2 separate regions of the Homo sapiens genome follow, and region 1 is linked to region 2. The links are chromatin loops, found by intact Hi-C in ENCODE. Cell type or tissue: Caco-2. All regions are shown on one strand. Each heading gives the region's core, and the rest is flanking DNA. Links, peaks and the distances in the headings are about the cores only. Region 1 holds the start of RNF128 (ring finger protein 128). Region 2 holds the start of TBC1D8B (TBC1 domain family member 8B).

Evidence for each region. Peaks named below come from ENCODE experiments on the same cell type or tissue, not always from the same donor. Only the 100,000 strongest peaks of a DNase experiment are listed, where the experiment ranks them.
Region 1: a loop joins it to region 2, with 2.1 times the contacts of the local background. A loop is called at or near these places in 2 of 110 quality-filtered maps.

What each region holds. Positions count from the first base shown.
Region 1 is chrX:106,723,609-106,731,608 of GRCh38, reverse strand. RNF128 (ring finger protein 128) reads right to left here and starts at 4,908. Exons shown (of 7, transcript NM_194463.2): 1 at 4,212-4,908. The coding sequence starts at 4,695. RefSeq lists an enhancer at 4,473-5,061. In Caco-2, for the core only: no CTCF peak of the experiment used is centred there; a DNase peak (open chromatin) is centred at 4,948; H3K4me3 peaks cover 4,483 bases.
Region 2 is chrX:106,798,022-106,810,951 of GRCh38, reverse strand. It overlaps TBC1D8B (TBC1 domain family member 8B), which reads right to left and starts at 8,279. Exons shown (of 21, transcript NM_017752.3): 1 at 7,969-8,279. The coding sequence starts at 8,098. In Caco-2, for the core only: no CTCF peak of the experiment used is centred there; a DNase peak (open chromatin) is centred at 8,321; H3K4me3 peaks cover 2,050 bases.

The DNA of each region.
Region 1 (8,000 bases), core at 1-8,000, 75 kb after region 2:
TCAAATACAGTCCTGCAGAGGTACCAAGAAGGCTACATCTGAAAATGGCTTTGGGAATAGTATTTTACATTGGTTAATCATCACTGGCCAATCCCTTTTGAACTTCTCTATTAAAAAAAGATTTATTTTCAAAGTCAACATTCTAGAAAAAGTAGAATAAAACTTAAATATAAAATGGTTGAGAAGGGATTGGGTGGTGATTAAGTAGTACAAACATACTATTCCAAGGTCCTCTGTGAACGGAAAAAGATTGGTAGCAGGAGGGAGAAGCAGTTATTTGAGAAAAGTACAACAAACATAGGAGGACCAAAAGATCTTTTTCCTGTTAAAATTCAGTCTACCCTCCGTACCTAAAGGGATCAAATTAGAATTTCAGGTAATGTGGACTTTGAAGTACTCTAGACTGTTCATTTCCAATTATGTTCTACAAACACAGGATTCAACTTTCATTTTCTAAAATATATTTAACTGTGATTAAAACATAATAGTAGCTTCCTATATGTCAGACACTGTGCTAAACGCTTTATCTGCATTATCTCATTGAATCCCAGCAACCTTAGGAGGCAAGTTTATTATTATGCCTACCTTACATAGGAGAAAACTGAGACTTAGAGAAGTAAAATAACTGGCCTAAGATTTAAAAAATACTAATTGGCAGAGCACAACCTCTTAACTAATCTGTTCCACTATCTTTCAACAATGTACACAAGCAACTGTGTTATATATCAAACTGTATCCCATTGGAGACCCCCAAATCATTAATTAAACTGCTTGGTTCATTCACTTTTTTTTTTTACAGCCCTCAGGAATAATGCTTCTCCTGACATCCCTTTGCATATGTTTTATGCATAACGTTGTAAATGTTTCATGAATTATGAAGGTTGTAGTTCTGCACCAGTCTTTCAATAAATTCATGCCTACAATGTTGACTCAAGGAAAATTGTACAAGCAAGTATACATATCTCTTCAACCTGTGGGTTGTGCTCAATTAGACACCAGGCAAAGCTCAGGCCCATCTGCCTGGCGTAAGCAGAACAGTTTGTTGTGCAATAGTGAGAACATGCTTAACGTGTCTCGTGACAATCTTACATTTTAGATGGTTTTAATGCTTACTTTAAGATTTGGCCACTTATCTGACTTTCATTTTTAAGATAAGAAATTTGAATAGTAATTACACTTTGGAATAAAAATTTTCTCCTAATTTCCTTTCAGGTTTCTGCACTGATTTGATTGAAATATATCCAGAGATTGCAAGCCAAACTGCCAATAAGCATCTGTCATTTGCAATTATTTATCTGTGTGAATCAGAATTTTCTGAATACTCTGCAAACAAAATACAGAAATAAACTGCATGAGTTGATGTTAGGCTACAATTAACTTTTGAAAAATTTTGGTATACATAAAAGTCTCATTTTCCTAATTGATTGCTCTTATATAGTGGAGTTTCTTTCTCCTAAACAAAAATTTTAAAGCAACTGTTCTAAATTAGTTAGGTGGGAATATAGACACTCAGCACAAACTCTAACCAAGGGCAAACAATTCAAGTGCAGGCCCCTATGAGAGTGAGTGAAGAGAGATTTTGTAAACAAAGAAGATACAGAAGGCTTTTCCACATTTGGTGGCCCCTTCGTAATTCACAGCAATATATAATGAACTAATCCATACTTAAATCTCAGTCCTATCTCTCTGCCACTATGATCCAAGATAAGTTTTTGACCAGAGGTTAAAAGGAAACCCTAGGCTTACTCTGAGGAATGAGTAAAGCAAACAATATAACACTTTGCAAACAAATATTCAATAACACATGTGGATAATATGCAGTGATTTTCCCCCTATATTGAAAAATAGTTTTTCCAGGAGTTCAAGGAGAAATGTGATTCCTTACCTCAAGTAATTTGCTGGTTTTATCTAGTTAGCTTGATGGCAAACTTTGGTATAGCCTTTATCTCAGATAATATTGTTTTTAAAGTATCAAAATGCTTTTCTGAATGTAGTGTAATTTAGTGATCAATATTTAGGGCTTTATTCCTATATGGTATCCTGAAACACAACACCCATAGTTAGATTCTCAGTGTATTCATGTCTTCAAATCGACAGTTGCACAATCATACATTTGTACATTATTTTTTTGCATCCTGTTAGCATTAACCTATTATAACATTCAGTGACTATTATCAGCTGGGTAGTATATATATATATAATCCTTAATAATCACAGCAACATAAATATTATCTCCATCTTACAGATGGGGTATCCAAGGCTCAGTAAAGTTAAATAATCCTACCAAGGACACAAAGCTATTGTGTGGTAAATCCAGAATTTTATTCCCAATCTTGACTAAAATGCCTGTGTTTTTCTTAGTACACCATATTGCCTCTCAATAAAGTATAAGTAATATGTATGTAGAGTGCCTGGCATATAGTGGGAGCCAAGCAAAAGTTAATTTTATTGTCTCCTAAAACTATCAGATAAATACCCTTAACAGAAGTAAAAGGAAAATGGTCTAAGTAGGACTCTGTAATTAAATACTCTTCAATTACAAATCATTCATGCAAATGAATCTCATTAGAAGACAAAGTCAAACCCTTGCTATTAGACAGTCAACTGAAATATAAAGACTATAAACTTTATTAGGTCTTTATTCTTGATTTTCAGTAACTTCTAAAAGCTACTGATTCATTCTAATCAATGAATTATCGGCCAAGAGAGATACAGTTTCTCCTTTAATCAATATAAAAACTAAAAATCATAGCATTTTAGATCTGAAAGGGATCTTAGAGTTCATCTACTTTTGTTTTGTTTCAGTACACGCTTCTAACTTGGCCTCCACTGCCTATACAATCATTTGACATGTGAGTAACTTGTACAAGGTTACAAAGTCGGTAGAGGCAAAGAAGGGGCTAAAAGAACTCAAATCTCCTGAGTTCCAATTCAGTGTTCTTTCCATTACGCCATCCAGCCACTCAATACAAGTGCTCTCTAGGCAGGTTCAGTCATAAGGTTTTAAGAAAAACAGAAAACCTCCAGTAGTCAAATAAGCAGCTTCTTCCTTCCAGTGACTCCCAGAAGGCTAATCCTATCAGCTAACCCTTACTGAGAGTGGATGATGTGCTTTACTGCACTAAACTCTTTAAGGCATTATTTCATTTTATCCTGAAGGCAAACTTGTGGATAAGTTTTCTTATTATTCATTCTCATTTGACTGATGAGAGAACCCAGACTCTAAGACTTGAAATAAGTTGCCCAAGGTCACAGGACTAGTAAGCAACAGAGTAGGAATTTAAACCAAGCTCTGACTTGAGGCCCAGCTCTTAAAAACTATGATACACTGCTATTACACGTGTCTCTTTCTTTTTCTCCATTTTTTTCCCCTTTGTCCTTTAGGGTCTAGGATAACTATATACATAAGGTATGGATACCTAATCACAAATAGGGAAGTTTGTGGAAGGATAACCGACGGGGAAAAATAGTAACCTCATACCATCTCCAAGAATTTAAGAACTACCTGGACTATTTTTTTTTCCAAAGTCTAGGCCTTTGCTATCCTCATGCAGAAACCTCTTCTTTTTCAAGAACGTTAGTCACCTGTTTTGCAACTCAATAACCTAAATCAGATTTTTCAGAAGCAAACAAAAGCACTGATACCAAGTCACTTGGGACTTGAGACCACTGGGCAGAGAAGAACCCAAGAACTAAGCAAAGTTTCCACCAAAATTGCAATGAGGTTAACAGGGCACAGTAGCACAATCTAGTATTTGATACCCAGGAAACATGGAGAGAAAAACAGGGAGAGGAGGGGAAAATCTGCTGCCAGTCTGAGGTTGTTAAAAAGCAGAGTGAGGAAGAGATTTCCAGGTGATCTCCTCGGTCATTTAAGACCCGATGCCCACCACCACTTAATCCAAGGCTAGACACCCTTGTGAAAAACCAGGAAAAGGGAACGCAAAGAGCTCAAACAGTCCTTGATTTGCCAGCCTCTGCACCCGGTTTGTTTTACCCTTTTCCACCAGAGAGGCAAATGAAGGATTTTTTTTTGCCCAACACCCAGGCCTGGTGAATCTCGGGGAGGACCCTGCCCCACTCCGTGGGGACAGAAAGAGCACCCACTTTCCTTCGGAGCAAGGGGATAGGACGAGGAGGGCAATGAGGAAAATAAGAGAAACTGGCCATGGCAGAGGTCTGGAGGGGTGCAATCTAGTAGCTGCACTCACCCGGGTGAGACATGGGGATGACCTCATTGCGGGTCCCGGGGAAGTTAAAGATGACGGCTCCAGACGCCCCTCTCTCATAAGCCAGATGGATCTTGTCTGCGAAGGTGCAGCCCCCGCCGCGTTGGATGAGGGCCAACCAAGAGACTTGCACGGTGCTTCCCCAAACCGTGGGCACCGTGAAATTCGTGTGCGGGTTACAGGCGTTAAGCGCCCCGGGCCCGTCGGGCGGTACCAGGACCCCAGCCACAGGCTCCAGCGGCGAGTCCTGGCCGTACACGCCCTCCTCGCTCAGCTCCCACACCGTACGGTTCACTCCCGTGTGCGGAACCCGCCAGGACACGTTGAGGTACGCGGTCCACACTGCTTCAGCCCCCCGGGAACCGGGTGCCTGCGGACTCAGGGCCAGCAGGAAGCACCATGCCAGCAATCTGGAAAAGCCGCAGCCACCGCGGCAGGAGACCCCGGCCCCAGGCGGCGGCCCCATGGCGCGCGCGCTCCGCAGTTCCCTAGCGCCCCTGGCACGCGCCCTCCTAGCGCTTGGCAGGACCCTGGTCTTGAGCAGGTGCGCGCCAGGTGGGGAAGGAATGGAGTGAGACTGGGGAGCTGCGAGCTACGTCGGAGCCAGGAGGCACGTAGCGTCAGCACACAGGTTGCCGCAGATGCAGCTCCTCGGAGCTCCAGTCTTCTCCGCTACCGCGGCTGCCGCGTCGGGCTCTGGGGCTTTAGCGTGAAGCTCCGCCCAGCCGACTGGGGGTAGAGGTGGCTGGGAGGGAGGAAAGGACACTGCGGGATCCGCCTCTTAAAAGGGTAACAGGATGGATCGATGTTAGAATAGGATCTGAGGCTGTGTGGCTAGGTGTGTCGCGTCGTTTTATAAAAAACGGACAGGCGAGGAACGATAAAGTCCGCAAACATAAAGCTTTCTGGCAGGATTCGAGTCGGTTTTGAATTGCAAGAATACATTTTTCCCTCCTAACATTTGCCTAAAGGACATTTCGGGCTTACGGTGCCAGAATGTGAAGTACAGTACTTCTAAAAAGCGCAGATCCAAAGGGTCTGAGTTGTAGTCAAGGGAATTTGGGTAGGGAAGGAATTTGAGTAGAATCAGGCTATTTACTGATTCTCTAGAGGGGGGAAGGGCAGGAAAAGCGCGCTGTTACCCTTTCTTACTGACTTCAAATGGCACCTTTCTCTTTCCCTGCTCCTAAGAAGCCTCATACATGTGTATTTCCTCACCGTTACCCTAGGTTTCATGTACCGCATCAGATGCCTCTTCTAAAACTAATTTTAGTCCTCACAAAAGAATGACTGTTTTCACACACCTCAGAACCAAGCCTTTCTTCTGCATTTTTCACAAACCTGACTTACCCTAGCGGATGTTCCTGCGCTATTCATGACCTTAACTACATAATCTTTCTCCATTTCCCACTAACTGAAAGGAGCCTGACTCGCCTAGGCGATTCACTCATGGCATTATTACATTACGATTTATCCTTGCTTAAGTATTCAATTTTTGTCTACCCTGTCAACTATTATATTTACTAGATGGTTAACAAATGAGCCTTGAATTAAGCTGAATTAATATACCTGCTGTCTGATAGTTATGAATAACTTTTGACCTTGGGGAACTTCCCTGTGGCTCAGTTTCCTCATCATCTGTAAAAGGGGGATAATAATTGCACCTACCTCACAGAGTTTTCAGATGATTAAATGAGTTAATACATGTAATAAAGCACTTAGAACAATGCTTAGCAATATAAAAAACATGTTAAAATTATTAAACAGGTTCAGAGACACAATTCTAAAATAATATTAAAGTTTTAATTTGAGGTAATATCAGAGAAAATGATGTTCAAGATGTTCAGTCTTAGCCACTTTTTCAGTTCAAATAAATACAGTCTACTTTATGCAGCTCAACATTTGTTAAATTTCTGATCAATTACTCCCCTCAATCCCTGGCCCAGCATTTACTTAATCAATGTTATTTACAAAGATTAAGCATGGACCAATTCTGTACTTGATACTCTTATGGCTTGAGAGAAACCTAGAGGAAAATTAACATCATATACCAAACAACACCTAGAACATAAATAAATGTGCAATTTTGTGAAACATATACTCTTAGGTATTGAAAAGGACTTTAGAGGTCAAAGTGGGTATATGAGACCAATAGCATGGTACCCCCAAATACTGATGGTAATCTCTGAGATAAAAATTACCTAGGGGAAAAATGGGTAGGACCAACCACCTCTGAGAAATGGTACAATTCCAGAAATTGTCTGATTTTGCTGGTGAAGAGCATTCAAAATTCAATTGATATTACCTGAATGACAGCCAACTATATTGTACTTTGAAGAAACAATGTGTTCAGAAGAAAGAAGGTATTTTATAGCTACAAAAATGAAGTTCAGAGAGACATTTATTAATGTTTTTCCATTCATTATTTTCTTAAATATTTGTTGTACATCTGCCATAAGCCATGGGCTGAGCATTGTGGTGCAAAATCAAATAAGACATCAACTCTCCTATCAAGAAGCTCATAAATTAGTTTTGATGAGAAGGACAAGTAAAATGGAAAGTGCAGTATAGAGTGATATATGTATATAGTGTAAGCACTATGATGGAGATATGACAGGGTAGTAGTGGATAACAGAGAAGCACCTAACCCAGACTGAGAAGTAAGGAAAAGCTTCCCAGAGGAGGTTAGACCTGGGCTGAGTTTGAGACAGTAAACTTTTCTAGGCAGAAAACAACACAAGGAAAGGCATTGAAATATGAAAAAGAAATGTTAGGAAGCTACAATTACTACAGGCCCAGTAAATGCAAAATGGTTGGAACCTAAAGTAACAGAGGGAGGGTGGTAACAGATCATGTTGGAGAGGTACATGGGGGCCAGTTCTTGAGAGTCCTTTGGGTAAAGCTAGGGAGTTTAGACTTTATCCAAAAACGAGGAGTAATATAATCAGGGTTTAATCAGGGAGTAATAGAATCAGATCTGAAGTTTAGAGATCCTTCTCTGTGGATAATAGATTGGAGGGAATGAGAATAGCAGCAGGGAGCCCATACAGAAGATGGTTGGCAGTGCTACAGGTGAGAGATGAAGATGGCTTGGATAGACAGGTAGTGGACATGAAGAGAAGTGGGCAGAATGGGAATGTTCTTTGGTGGTAGAATCAACAGGACTTGGTTTGGGGGATGAAAGAGAAGGAGGAGTTAGAAATTACTCTGAGGTTTTTGACTTGGAAGACTAGATGACATTCAATCAGGGAATACAGGAGGAGGGTTTTAAATGTATAGAATGGGTAGAAGGAGAGATGAGTTCACTTTAGATATGTCGATTTTGAGGTGCCTATGATGTAACCAGGTAGAACTGTGTGATAGGCAGTTGAGTTTCCGATCACTGAACACCTACTAAGTGCAAAGCATGGGAGAGACAGGGGTGTAGAGAGACAAAAGAAACAGCCCTTGCCTTCAATGAGCTCATGGTCTAGTGAGACAATCAGAGAGATAAACTATCAATAACAGTACAGTGTAATACATGTTATGACTGAGAAAAGTATAAGGCGCTAGGGCAAGACAAGTGTGACTGAGTCTTTAAGTACAAATGGAGTGACCCAAGCAAAGAGAGTAAGGATTTTCAGGCACAGGCAAGAGTATATTATATGAGAACTCCAAAGAACATTCAGGGAACTAGCATTCAGTAGTTCGGTATGGTTGGGATATAAAGTTGCAAAGGTGGAGCCAAGGGAAGTGAAGCTAGTCAAATAACTTGTGCCAGAACATGAAAAG
Region 2 (12,930 bases), core at 4,362-12,361:
TACTTAGGTATGCAGTTAATAATCTTTCCACTGCTACCAAAAAAGTGGGGGGGTAACACTAATCATCCTTCATTTTTCAAAACCTCCTACAAGGTTGCCCTTTCTCATTCAGAGATGTTTAAAGGTAATTTTTTACTTGATTTCACAGGGACCAAGATGTTCCAGGGAGGGAGGGGAGCACACAGTGTGATCTGCCCTCTCTAGGGGTTGCTCTACGTGATTTTCCTTTTAATAAGCCAAAATGTTAATTTATTTGGCTTATGAGTTGAAACACTTCTAGTGGATATCTGATAGATTACTGACTATTTGCCTAATTTTATCTTACTTAATTGTTCTGGCTCAGAGCAGGATGGAATATCTTGTGGAAATTTTTGTTATACATAGGCTGTTTTATGTCCACTGAAAGAACAGTGGACACAAAAAACAAAGGTTTAATTATTAGGTCCCTTTAATTCTCTATCTCAGGTTTTCCTCTGGTATAGATTAAGACATTGCTCTTTAATAACCTTTTTCTAGTCGCTAAGTGCATTATATATTGAGTCTCATATTTTCAACTCCACGTAAATGAATCTAGAATATTTGCTGTGTCCCCAACAACTGTTATCTTTTGCTTTTGCACTATCACATTATTCCTCCTACTTAGAACGTCCCCCCTCCTCCCACCACTTCTACCAAACCACCTCTCAGATATTGTTAGTGCTCATAGATGGATGATTTAATTTGAAAACACCCCAAACTGGTTTTTGGCAAGATGCTTCACAGATGCCACACTGGAACTTTGCCACCAGTACACCACCTATTATTAATCACTGCTTTTAGGAAATATTTGTATCTTTAACAGGACTTCAGATAAGCATACTTTATAAGACAGCTGGCCTTGGAAAATTGCTTTGAGGGTTTCCCTGCATTATGGAGATTTCTAAGCCAACAGAACAAGGCTGCTATTATTATTGACTACACTAGCAATTGTATTGGTTTGCTTACTTATTTATCAACTGTCTGAGCCATCACATGATAAACTCCGTAAGGGTTGGAACTATTTCTGTCTTTTTTTTTTTTTTTTTTTTGAGACGGAGTCTCACTCTTGTTACCCAGGCTGGAGTGCGGTGGCGTGATCTCGGCTCACTGCAACCTCCGCCTCGTGGGTTCCAGTGATTCTCCTGCCTCAGCCTCCCAAGTAGCTGGGATTACAGGTGTGTGCCACCACGCCCAGCTAATTTTTGTATTTTTTGTAGAGATGGGGTTTCACCATGTTGACCAGGCTGGTCTCGAACTCTTGACCTCAGGTGATACATCTGCCTCGGCCTCCCAAAGCACTGGGATTACAGGTGTGAGCCACTGCGCCTGGCCAGAACTATTCCTGTCTTATTCACCACTGTATACTCAACACCCAGGACAAGGGCCAGCTACCACCCTATTTCTCTCTTTCCCTTCACAGAAAAAACTTCTAGAAAAAATTATATGTATTCACTCTGTTCCCAAATATTTGTTTGGCTCATATATTCTAGTACCACAAGTCTCTGTCCACAGCTCATCCTAAGAGGCCTTCCCAGACCAATTTCTCTAATATACCAACCCCCTCCCCTCTCTATCATGATACCTTACTTTATTTTTCTTCATATTGCTTATCAGCACCAGTCATATCATATACTATTTGTTTATTTGCCTCCCCCAACTACGGTATTAGCCCCATGAGAGTAGGGACTTTGTTTTTTTTCATTGCTTTATCTCCAGCACTTAAAACAGTGCTTGTTTTTTAAAAGGCACTCGGTAAATATCTGTTGAATTAAAGCATTGTATACCATCACATTTAGGATTTAATCTTACCTTTTGTGCTTACATAGCAGTAGCAAAAGGTGGAAAACTGGGCAAATGTTCTAAAATAAAGGCAATATAAAATCTGTCATAGCTGTACAGCAATGTGGCAAACATTATAATGCCTTTTACTTTTTAAAATATTTTTTATCTCACTATATTGCCTAGGCTGGCCTCGAACTCCTGGGCTCAAGCAATCCTCCCGCCCCAGCCTCCTAAGTAGCTGGGACTACAGGTGTGCACCACCATGCCTGACTGCTTTTTATTTTTTATTTTTAGCTTACCTTATAGCCATAAGCCTTCCACAACTGTTCACAAACAGCATGAGTTTTCACCAGTTGAATAATTATTTTTTAAGTATTGTTTTGAAAAATACTACTAAGGTAACCAATGTTATATGTACTCTTTATCACCACTCAGCAAGACAAGTGATGCTGATATCTACGGAAGCACTGTTTGAGAACTTCCAGGTTTTGGGCGATGACAGATCAAAAGGAAATGATGTCATGATAAGTTATTCTAATTCTTGTACATTATTCTGATTATAAACCATAAATGCATAATCACTATCATGCCCAAATTCTTCAATTAGTAACTATCAGTGTTTTGTTTTTGTAGTGATATCATTGCATATCAGATATAATCTATGTTACCACTCCAAATCAATTTCTATATACAACATGGGGAAAGTAATTACTAGGGAAAATGGCATAAATATATAACCCCTTTGTTCTTCAGGCCCAGAAAATGGCATTTTAACGTCTTTCTCTTTCATTAATAGATAAATGTCAAGTATTTGTATAGTTGCTCACAAGTTTCAAAACTCATTTGACCCACATAAAAAATGCTGTGAGGTAGGAAAGACAAGTTTTTATCCCCATTTTACAGATGAGGAAACTAAGCCTTTATAAAATAATTATAGCTGAATAGAGACATAAAACTATCAAAAAATCAAGGAAGATAAAAGAAACAGGGTTAATGGGGCAAGTGGAATCACTGAACTTGGTGTTATATTCATATATTTGTGGATGTTGGCTTGTAGTTGGTTTATTTATTATTATTATTATTGTTATTATTATTATTTGAGATGGAGTCTCCCTGTGTCACCTAGGCTGGAGTACAACAGTGCGATCTCGGTTCACTGCAGCCTCCACTTCCTGGGTTCAAGTGATTCTCCTGCCTTAGCCTCATCAGTAGCTGGGACTACAGGCACCCGCCACCAAGTCCGGCTAATTTTTGTATTTTTAGTAGAGATGGGGTTTCAACGTGTTGGCCAGGGTAGTCTCAAACTCCTGACCTCAAATGATCCGCCCGCCTTGGCCTCCCAAAGTACTGGGATTACAGGCGTGAGCCACTGTGCCCAGCCTGGTTTATTTATTTTTTATTTTTTTAAAATCCCATAGGGCAATACCTAGGGAGGGCAAATCACACTGTTTTCCTCTCCCTCCCTGGAACATTTCGTTCTCTGAAATCAAGTAAAAAATTACCTTTAAAGATCTCTTTGAATAAGAAAGGGCAGCCTTGTAGGAGATTTTGAGAAATAAAGGACGGTCAATGTCATGACTTTTCAGTCTTGTTTTTTCTTTCATTAGAATTAAATCTACTTGAAACCAAATATTAGTTTTCTACTTAGGTATGCAGTCAATAATCTTTCCACTATTCCAAAAAAAAAAAAAAAAAAAGGTGAGGGTAACACTGATCATCCTTCATTACTCAAAACCTCCTACAAAGTTGCTCTTTCTCATTCAGAGATCTTTAAAAGTAATCTTTAACTTGATTTCACAGGGACCAAGATGTTCCAGAGAGGGATGGGAGCACAAAGCGTGATCTGCCCTCTCTAGGGGTTGCCCCATGGGATTTTCTTTTTAATAAGCCAAAATGTTAACTTATTAATTTTGTGTGTGTGTGTTTGTGTGTGTGTGTATGGGGGGGGGCGGGTAGATCTTTCCTTACCTTAAATGAAATGTCATGCTTGGCACTTGGGCACCCTCATCTCAGTAGACAGGTACTTAGAAGGCCAAAATTTTTTTATCAGATATGTCCTTTGTAAGCATGAAATGCAGGGATATTTTGCTAATAACTAAGGCGCACATTTTCAGAGTTGGACTCCTTGAGTCTGGGGTGAGGAAATAGGGGAAAGAAGCTTTATATTTTCAAGGGATGGTCACTAAGAGGTTTTAAAAAGGTTACCTTATTGTTTATTATGTATGGGTTTATGACAAATTGTTTACACAGTGATTTGCTCAGTCTATATAAATATCATAAAATGAAAAGCTTATTTCAAATATTATCATATTCTGGTTTTTACAGACAATTTAATTTCAAAGTAATGGTACCAAGATGAAAAAGGAAATCAGAAACAGAATGTCTAAAAATTCTCCATTTTAATAAGTTTTACTTCGTAGCTTTGTTCTACACCACACAAAAAAGGTCTACTGAGGGAGCTTATCAATCTAACACTGAAGAACCTGCTTACACTATTCAGATATGGAAAATTCAAGACTAAAATACTCTTTAAAAACTACCTATATGAAGGCTTCCTGATTGGCAGACCTTCCTAAATCCCATATACTAGAGTACTTAGTAGAATGTAGCCCCATAGCTCCATTCGTGTAGTAGTTCCCATCTGCCAAGCAAAGCAAATTGATTTGTGCTTAATAAGACAAATATGCATAAATTAGTTTTAACTCTTTAAAACCAGGTGCTAAATGTAGGTGTCATAGAAAAGTCATTATTAGCTAGGAGAAGCAAGAGATAACATAAGGGGACCGTAAAATCCAGAAGGGTGAATTATTTCTCTAAATGAAGGAAAATCGCTTTATCTATAAAACCGCTTATGTATACCAAAAATTTCCACAAGATATTCCATCCTGCTGTGAGCCAGAACAATTAAGATAAAGTTAGGCAAATGGTCAGTAATCTATCAGATATCCACTAGAAGTGTTTCAACAATTTAAAAGAGGTACCTCAGAATTCTAACTTACAAACTCATCTCTTGTTTTAATAATCCTTGAGTTCTCTGTTGCTGCTATTCCATTATTAGAAAAAAATGGAGTCAACTAACTTTATCAAGTCCACACTTAAGAGTCATTACATTGCTGGTGATTACCACCAATTATCATATGGCAAAGAAATGAAATCTTAAAGTATAACCACTAAGGTTTCTAGATGATCATTATCATTTCTTCATTAAACAAAATGCATAAACTAATCTTTTAAAGGGATAACACATAACACTGGATTTTAGCAAACAAAGTGAACAGAGGCAAACTTATGCTGGCACACAGTCAAGCTCCTGTGAGAGCTAATCCAAATGTGGATTTGTGGTAAAGCACAACAAAGCTTTTGGCTTCATGATTTTAAGTAAGAATACAGTAATTGAGCAGCTAGGAAAATCAGCACACACTTATGCTCTGGACCAAAAAGAACCAAATGAACCTTAAAAGCACCTCTTTGTTTCTTTCTTATCCATTTTGTTTAATTTACATGGAATTACAGTGGTAGCTCTCATGTGGTAATTTCAAGCATCTTGTCAATACCACAGATAAAATAATCATGAAGAGTTATAAACTGACCACTAAATAAGTGTGGATATCACTAGTCACAACATATATATGTGGTAGAAATCTTAGTTTATTTCTTCAGACAAATTTCTCTTATTCTAGACTATGGGGACTAGTAAATGGAGTGGGCAGGATAGAGGTAAACTAGTGCAGTTGGTCCATGCTTTAAGAAGAAAGCATGTCAGGCTGGGTGAGGTGGCTCATTCCTTTAATCCCAATCCCAGTCCTTTGGGAGACCAAAGTGGGAGGATCCTAAGGCCAGGTGTTCAAGATCATGCCTGGGCAACACAGCCTGTCTCTTAAAAAAAAAAAAAGAAATTAGCCAGGCTTAGTGGCTTGTACCTGAAGCCCTAGCTACTCCGGAGGCTGAGGTGGGAAGATCACTTGAGCCCAGGAGTTCCAGGCTGCTGTGAGCTATAATCACATCACTATCACTGCCCTCCAGCCTGGGTGACAGAGTGAGAGATCCTGTCTCAAACAAAAAAAAAAAAAAAAAAAAAAGGAAACTTGCAACAAGTTAAAAAAAACATGCAATACTACATTACAGTGATTATATTTTCAAGAATTTGATTTACCTACTTAAAGGAACACAGTTTTAGTATGAGGAACGAAAATAAATTATAAGACTATTCCTGAGGCTGTAACACGGGACTATAAAATCTATTTTAATTTTTTTTTTCTTTTTGAGACAGAGTCTCCCTCTGTTGCCCAGGCTGGAGTGCAGTGGCCCTATTACGGCTCACTGTAGCCTTGACCTCCCAGGCTCAAGCCATCCTCCCATTTCAGTCTCTCAAGTAGCTGGGGCCACATGGCTGGCTAATTTTAGTATTTTTTGTAGAGATGGGGTTTCGCCATGTTGTCCAGGCTGGTCTTGAACTCCTGGTCTCAAGCAATCCACCTGCCTCGGTCTCCCAAAGTGCTGGAATTACAGGCATAAACCACCGTGCCCGGCCTGAAATCTATTTTAAATATATCCTGAACTATTCTCAATGGACTCAAGTGGATAATTTATGTCACTGGGTAATTATGAACATCGATTCTAAAATTTTGATCTCGAAAATATCTGCATCTATTAAATGGAAAGACTCTTCTGCAAAATAGCATTTGTAATTTTTAAAAATTAGAAAATGACAAAATGTCACATTTAACAGGGCAATTTTTGTTGCCATATTTTCGAGAGGGCCTTTTTAGAAGCTGGATAAGATTAATAGGTCTAGCAAAATTTTAAAAAATGTCCTGTAGAACCTCAGAATTCTTTGCACCCCGGGAGTGGCTTGAAAACGAAATAACAGCATACGTTTATCACCATCTTGACGACATACATTGATTTGGTGCTATTATCTTTCGTTTTATCCTCTCAACTCTGTGAGGTAGGCACCATTTTCCAAGAGAGAAAAAGCAAGGTCATCTCCTCCATGAATTATAACTTGCCTAGTTTACTAGGTGGTTTTCTTTTTCCTTTAGACCTTCCCACCCTTCTTATCCAGATTATAAGCACTGCAAAGCCAAGAAACTGAATCTTGTGAACCTTGTGGCACACAGTAGGTGCTTAAGGTTGAGTAAATGAAAGAGTTTGAGGAATGTCATCCAACAAGTAAGAGAGTAGGATGGGACTAAAATGCAGGTTTTCGGGACTCTTCCCTCTTTCCATTACATCACGCTGCCTGGTCTACCACTTCAAGGTCACAATACCAAATTAGAGATTGATTAGAAAAAGAGCTCTTGCTTTCCCAACGTCCAAAACTTTAAATATCCCTACCCAAGATGAGTGGTCTCAAAATAACTTTCTCTGGAAACTTTAAACATTTGGCCAAAAAACACTTTTTAAGAATTGGGGTCAGGGTGGGTTAGACAGGAAGAGTTAAACTCTTACCGTCTGGCTTACAATCACAGCTTTGAATGAAGGGGCAGCACCAGTCACTCAAGAGATTAATTTATTACGACGTTGTTAATAGCCTTTGAGAGGGGATCCCAAAGATTGAAAACTTGGAGACAAAGTAAAAGATGCTAAATTGGGAGAGATCAGCAATTCTGAGCCTACCCCTCCACCTCTCCTGACTCCAGTTCTCCCTCCTCCCTAATATTTCTTTTGAAGTCTATTTCTCAGGATGTGATTGGGCGCCTCCCTTTCTCCTCACCATCCCCGCGTACCCACTCCATCCCATCCCCCATACGCTTAATCTCCCCAGGGTGCTGATGATCGGTATGGGTTCTGTGAAAAAAGTTAAGTTCACAACTGCGAACTGGCCCCTGTCACCAGCCTAAATGCGACCTGTCTAGGTCTAACACTCATCATCAGCCTCCCTCCCCCCATGGGAAGCGACAAGGTAGGTACCCGTTTCTTCCTTGGCCTCAGAAAGAACCGCGCTCCTCCCTTCACCTGTCCCAACCAAAGAGCAACTCGTCGTCCAGTGAGACATTCTCAGGACTTGGAGGTGGTGGCGGAAAGGTGGTGTCGGGAGAAGAACCCCAGTCCCTCCGCCCACGATTTAGGATCGGGAAACTGGTAGCGACGAGTAACTGTTGTCCTCACCACCTTTTAAGTAACAGCGAACACAGCCCAGAGGCAGGTAGGGTGGCCACAGCTTACCTGTGAGCCCCCCTCCGCCTTCCTCCCCGTAGCCCCGACGCCGCTGCAGCACGAAGTAGTCGTTGGACCTTTCCATCAGCCACAGCTTCAGCGCATTTTTCAGAAGCACTTCCTCAGGCTTCAGCCACATCGCGAACTTTGTGCCCCCCGGGAGCAGTGACCTAGATGCCCTCCTCACCTCACTCTCAACCCGTCTCTTCCCCTCTGCTTCTCCTCCCACCAAATCTTCCTCAGGCGACAGCAGCTCAGGTTCAGGTTTTCCACACTTCCCCCAACCCTCCCTTCTCTCCCACGTAGGCAGAGAGATTGCCAATTCCCTCCCACAGCGCTACCGCCAGACTGGGAAATAGTCCCGCTTCTTTACCTCTTGGGAGTTGTAGTTTCCTACGCGCTTTTCTGTGCTCAAGCGACTGGAACATGGGACTACCCTTCCCACAATACACTGGGGTGAGAATGGGTGGGGGTGCTTTCAAAGCGGGTCCCAGCCATCAGTTAAGTGTGTTTTGCCTATCTGAAGTTTAAAGCATTTTTTTGGTTCAAATAAGTGAGTCCCAGGTGTAAAGGTGTTGCTTCTTTTTATCATTTTACAGCCGAAGGCATTAAACTGTAGAAAACAAAGTTTCTGGAATTTTGGAATATCGGTTCATTCCAGGAAGTAGCAGTAGCAACAACTAACATTTAATGAGCTCTCACTATAGACTCAGGCGATCTCACGTAATCCTCACAGCAGTCTTGCGAAGTGGACATTCGTCCCCGCTTTGCACATTAATAAAGGAAAGCACTGTCGGGTGAGGCGACTTATCCAAGGTCACACAGTCAGTGATACGATTCCTTCTCTAAATCCAAAATTCATGCCTAGATTAAGCTCTTTTTGGTTATATAGGAAGAATATAAAATTTCCAGAAGCCACGCGTTTTCTTCACTCCGTGCACCGCTCCTTTCCTTCACTGTCGCCCCTATCTGTTTATTAAACTGCTGTAATGAACCACAGAAAATCTCTTGTCCAGCTTCCTATTTTGGAATCTAAACAATTTATGTGCATTTTTTTTTTTCTTAAACTCTTAAAAAAATCCCTTTGGAAGCAAACTTGATCTCTTTGTATCTTGGCAATGATGCGCAGCGGTTTGAACACTAAGGTGAATGAGGTCAATAATTTGCATGATATCGCTGTGAGGAAATATTTGACAGATGTTTTTATTTATTGCAATAACTAAGTCCACCGGAATTAAAGAGTGCATTAAAAGTGAAAAAAAGTTTAGAGGGAGGAAGGAGTTGGGAGGCCATGTATAAGCAAAGGGCTCTTGGCAAGCTGTTTTGAGAATAGAGCCTCAAAGTCATGTGGATTAAAAAAAAATGGGGTGGGGCACACGCAGATGCCAAGCCAAGGAACTCTGCCCTGGAGGAGCATCTCTGGGGTAACCTTCCAAGATGTGTGCCATCTCGAGTGAGGCAGGCGTGTGCTCCAAGCAGGGATTTTTCTTGTGAATGAGAAAAGGGGCAATCTGGGATTCTCTTCTACTAAATGGCAGTAAGTAGTCCCAAGGCAGCTATCTGGACAGTTTGGAAAGAGATAATCCTTTCAGAGTCCAGACTGCAATGTATCTTTGGGAAAAGCCATCGCAATTTGAATGTGTACTAAGGGAGGTAATTTCTTCTTCTCTTCCTGGAGAAAGATCAGTAAATGTAGCAAACGTTGAGAGATATCTTCCTTTCTTTTTACCTTTCCTTCCCCTTTTTACTTCCTTCCCCATCAAACCACATCCTTTTCCAATACCCTTAAAGGTTACAGTGTGGCAAAAGCTATCCAGAACTGGATGGCTTTTCTACCTGTTTACTCTGCAATTTCTTCCAGGTATACCCACATGCTCCCTGTTACAGGATCAGGGCCACTTTTGGCTTACAGCAGGGCGTTTAGAGAGCTCCTGCTTTAGTAAATAAACATTTCACCAATTATGTAAACATTTTTTTCTAATTAAATTACTTATGTGATCTAAATTTTTGGCTCAATAATAAACGACTTAATTTCGCACCCTTGCAAATAAAAGTATTTTCCTAGAAGCACCTTAAAAAAATAGAGCGTGCCACTCTATTCAATGTCAATATAAATTGCTTGGGGAAGGACTGGGATTGCACACTGTCTGCATTGCTGGTACAGTACTGGTGCTGTACTGGTACTGTATATGTATTATGTCATTTAATTTTCATTAATAAGCTTGCACATTTTTACATGCTTACTTTACGAATGAAGGAAAGGAGGCTCAGAGAAGTAACTTGCTTAAGATCGTATAGCTAAATAAACAGCAAAGCTGGAATTTGAACCTAGATTTGTCTGATTACAAACCATGACACTATACTGCTTATGCATATGGTCCATAGTTACCTCAAATACAATATGTTCAAAGCCAAACTTATTTTTCCAATATTCCCCCTGGTTGATGTTTCTCCTACTAGGTTTCCTAGTTCAAAGGCCACTGTTTACCAAGACACTGAAAGTAAGAACTTGGTGTTAGTCCATTGGTTGGCCAGTCTCTCTCTCTCTCTCTGACACACACACACACACACACACACACACACACTCCTCTACTTCTTTTTCAAAAGTCCATCCCATCTGCCTATTATGGCTTTAGATTAGCCTCACAACACTTTCCCGCCATATGATAATATAGCTTCCCAACTCATCTGTCTGCTTCCATTCTTGTTTTCTGACTTATCCAAGCCACATATTAACAGACCCAATAATACACCATGTAGAGATAAATAATACTTCATTTTTCTGAAGGTCAGTCTTCCAGCTGACTCAGCCTTCTAAGAGCCTCAAACACCTATAAGAAAAGGTATTTGGAAACCCCAAATAGCAATTCCAAACCCTGTGCTATGGAAAGACTGAGGCTGTCACTCAGGATTTTACTGGCTTTTTTGAAAGGAATGTCACTAGCTTAGGTTATACTTTTTTTGCAGTCTGCAGCTAGTTTAGAAGCAGTAAGATTCAAAACAGGTGGACTACTGCCAGAAGAGAGCCATTTAAAGCTTTGCTACTTAAAGTGTGGACCCCAGACCATCAACATTTGCATCACCCTGGAGCTTGCTAGAAATTATGAACCTCATACTTCCTTCTACACTTGCTGAATTGAAATGTGCATTTTAACAAGATCCCCAAGTAACTTGTAGGCACATTAACGTTTTAGTTGCACTGAGTTAAAGCAAATTAGAATTTGAAAATCAAACTCTACAACAAATTGAGGGTACTCATGTTTCCATTAAGACCCACATAGATATCTTCTTAAAAAATAGGCTATTAATGAATTTTAGATAACTGAATTGCTTTTTAAAAAGGTTTATAACAGGGGCTGGATGCGGTGGCTCACGCCTGTAATCCCAGCATTTTGGGAGGCTGAAGAGCGGGTGGATTTCTTGGGCTCAGGAGTTTGAGACCAGTCTGGGGAACATGCCAAGAGAACATGCCTGTCTCTACAAAAAGTACAAAAATTAGCCTGACATAGTGGTGTGTGCTTGTAGTCCCAGCTACTCACTAGGCTGAGGTGGAAGGATTGCTTGAGCCTGGGAGGCAGAGGTTGCAGTGAGCCGAGATTGTGCCACTGCACTCCAGCCTGGGTGACAGAGAGACGCTGTCCCCCCCCAAAAAAATGTTTATAACAGCACATGACCATTTAATTTTCTAAGGCCGTGGTTTAGATGTGGGATATCAGTTGGTATTATAACTAGAAGGGGAAATTGCCACTAATCTTCCATGCTAAATCCTATTTATCTATACTATTCTCTTAACCATCAATGTCTAGGTATGCCTATTAGTGTCCCACATTCATGAGACTGTTTATGTAGAAAAAGGTTGAGAACTAGTGGATAGTGTTTCTCAAACTGAATTTCACATTAGCTCTGACGGTAGAGGATAATGAACGTTTATCTCTCAAAGTGCCCATCATAATAATGAATTTCTTTTAAGTCTCGTGTAGTATATTTGTTTAAATTTTATATTGTTCAATGTTTAAAAATATAAAAAATTAACTCCAAACAAAAGCAATGAACAAGGTGAATAACTGAAAATTTGTTACAGCCTAACGTGATAACATTTTTCCAGACATTATAGAACTTAAATAAAATGTTTCATAAGTGAACAGAAACTAGATGTAGGTGAGGGAAGGAATCTTCCTAGCATTCCAATTGTATCTCTAAATATATTTTTACTGATTGACTTGGGAACCATGTATATTCTTATTTATAAGATAACACAACCTGGATTCCATTAAACTTACAAATAAACTGTGAAAACCCTTCTTAAGTTGGAGACTCCATAGACATACAAATATTACTGCCACTGTTAAAAAACACCAGCTTATATTTTTACTACGATGTGAGAGTGTAGCATAAAGTCTGATGCTCAGGCTAAAGAATGTCAAATGATAATAGCAGGAAGAAAATTCCCAAGTGTTACAGAATTTCTCTCCTTGGTTTATAACCAAGAGAATCTAAAACATATATCTACACAAATACTTGTATGTGAATGTGCATAGCAGCATTATCCGTAATGGCCAAAAAGTTAGAATAGTCCAAAGGTTCATTAACTGTTGAATGGATAGCCACACGATATAGCCATACAATAGAATATTGCTCAGCAAGGAAAATGAACGAAATACTGTTATATGCTACAACATGGAGGAACCTTGAAAACATTATGCTAAGGGGAAGAAGCCAGTCACAAAAGGCCTATAATGTATGATTCCATTTATATGAAATGTCCACAATAGACAAATCTATAGAAACAGCAGATTGGTGGTGATGTGGGGCTGGAAATGGGAGGGGGAACTAACTGTAAATGGGCATGAGGGAATGTTTTGGGGTGATGGAGTGTTTTAAAACTGGATTGTGGTAATAGTTGTACATATCTACACATTTGCTAAACACATTCCAATGATATATTTACAATGGGTAAATTATACTTCAGTA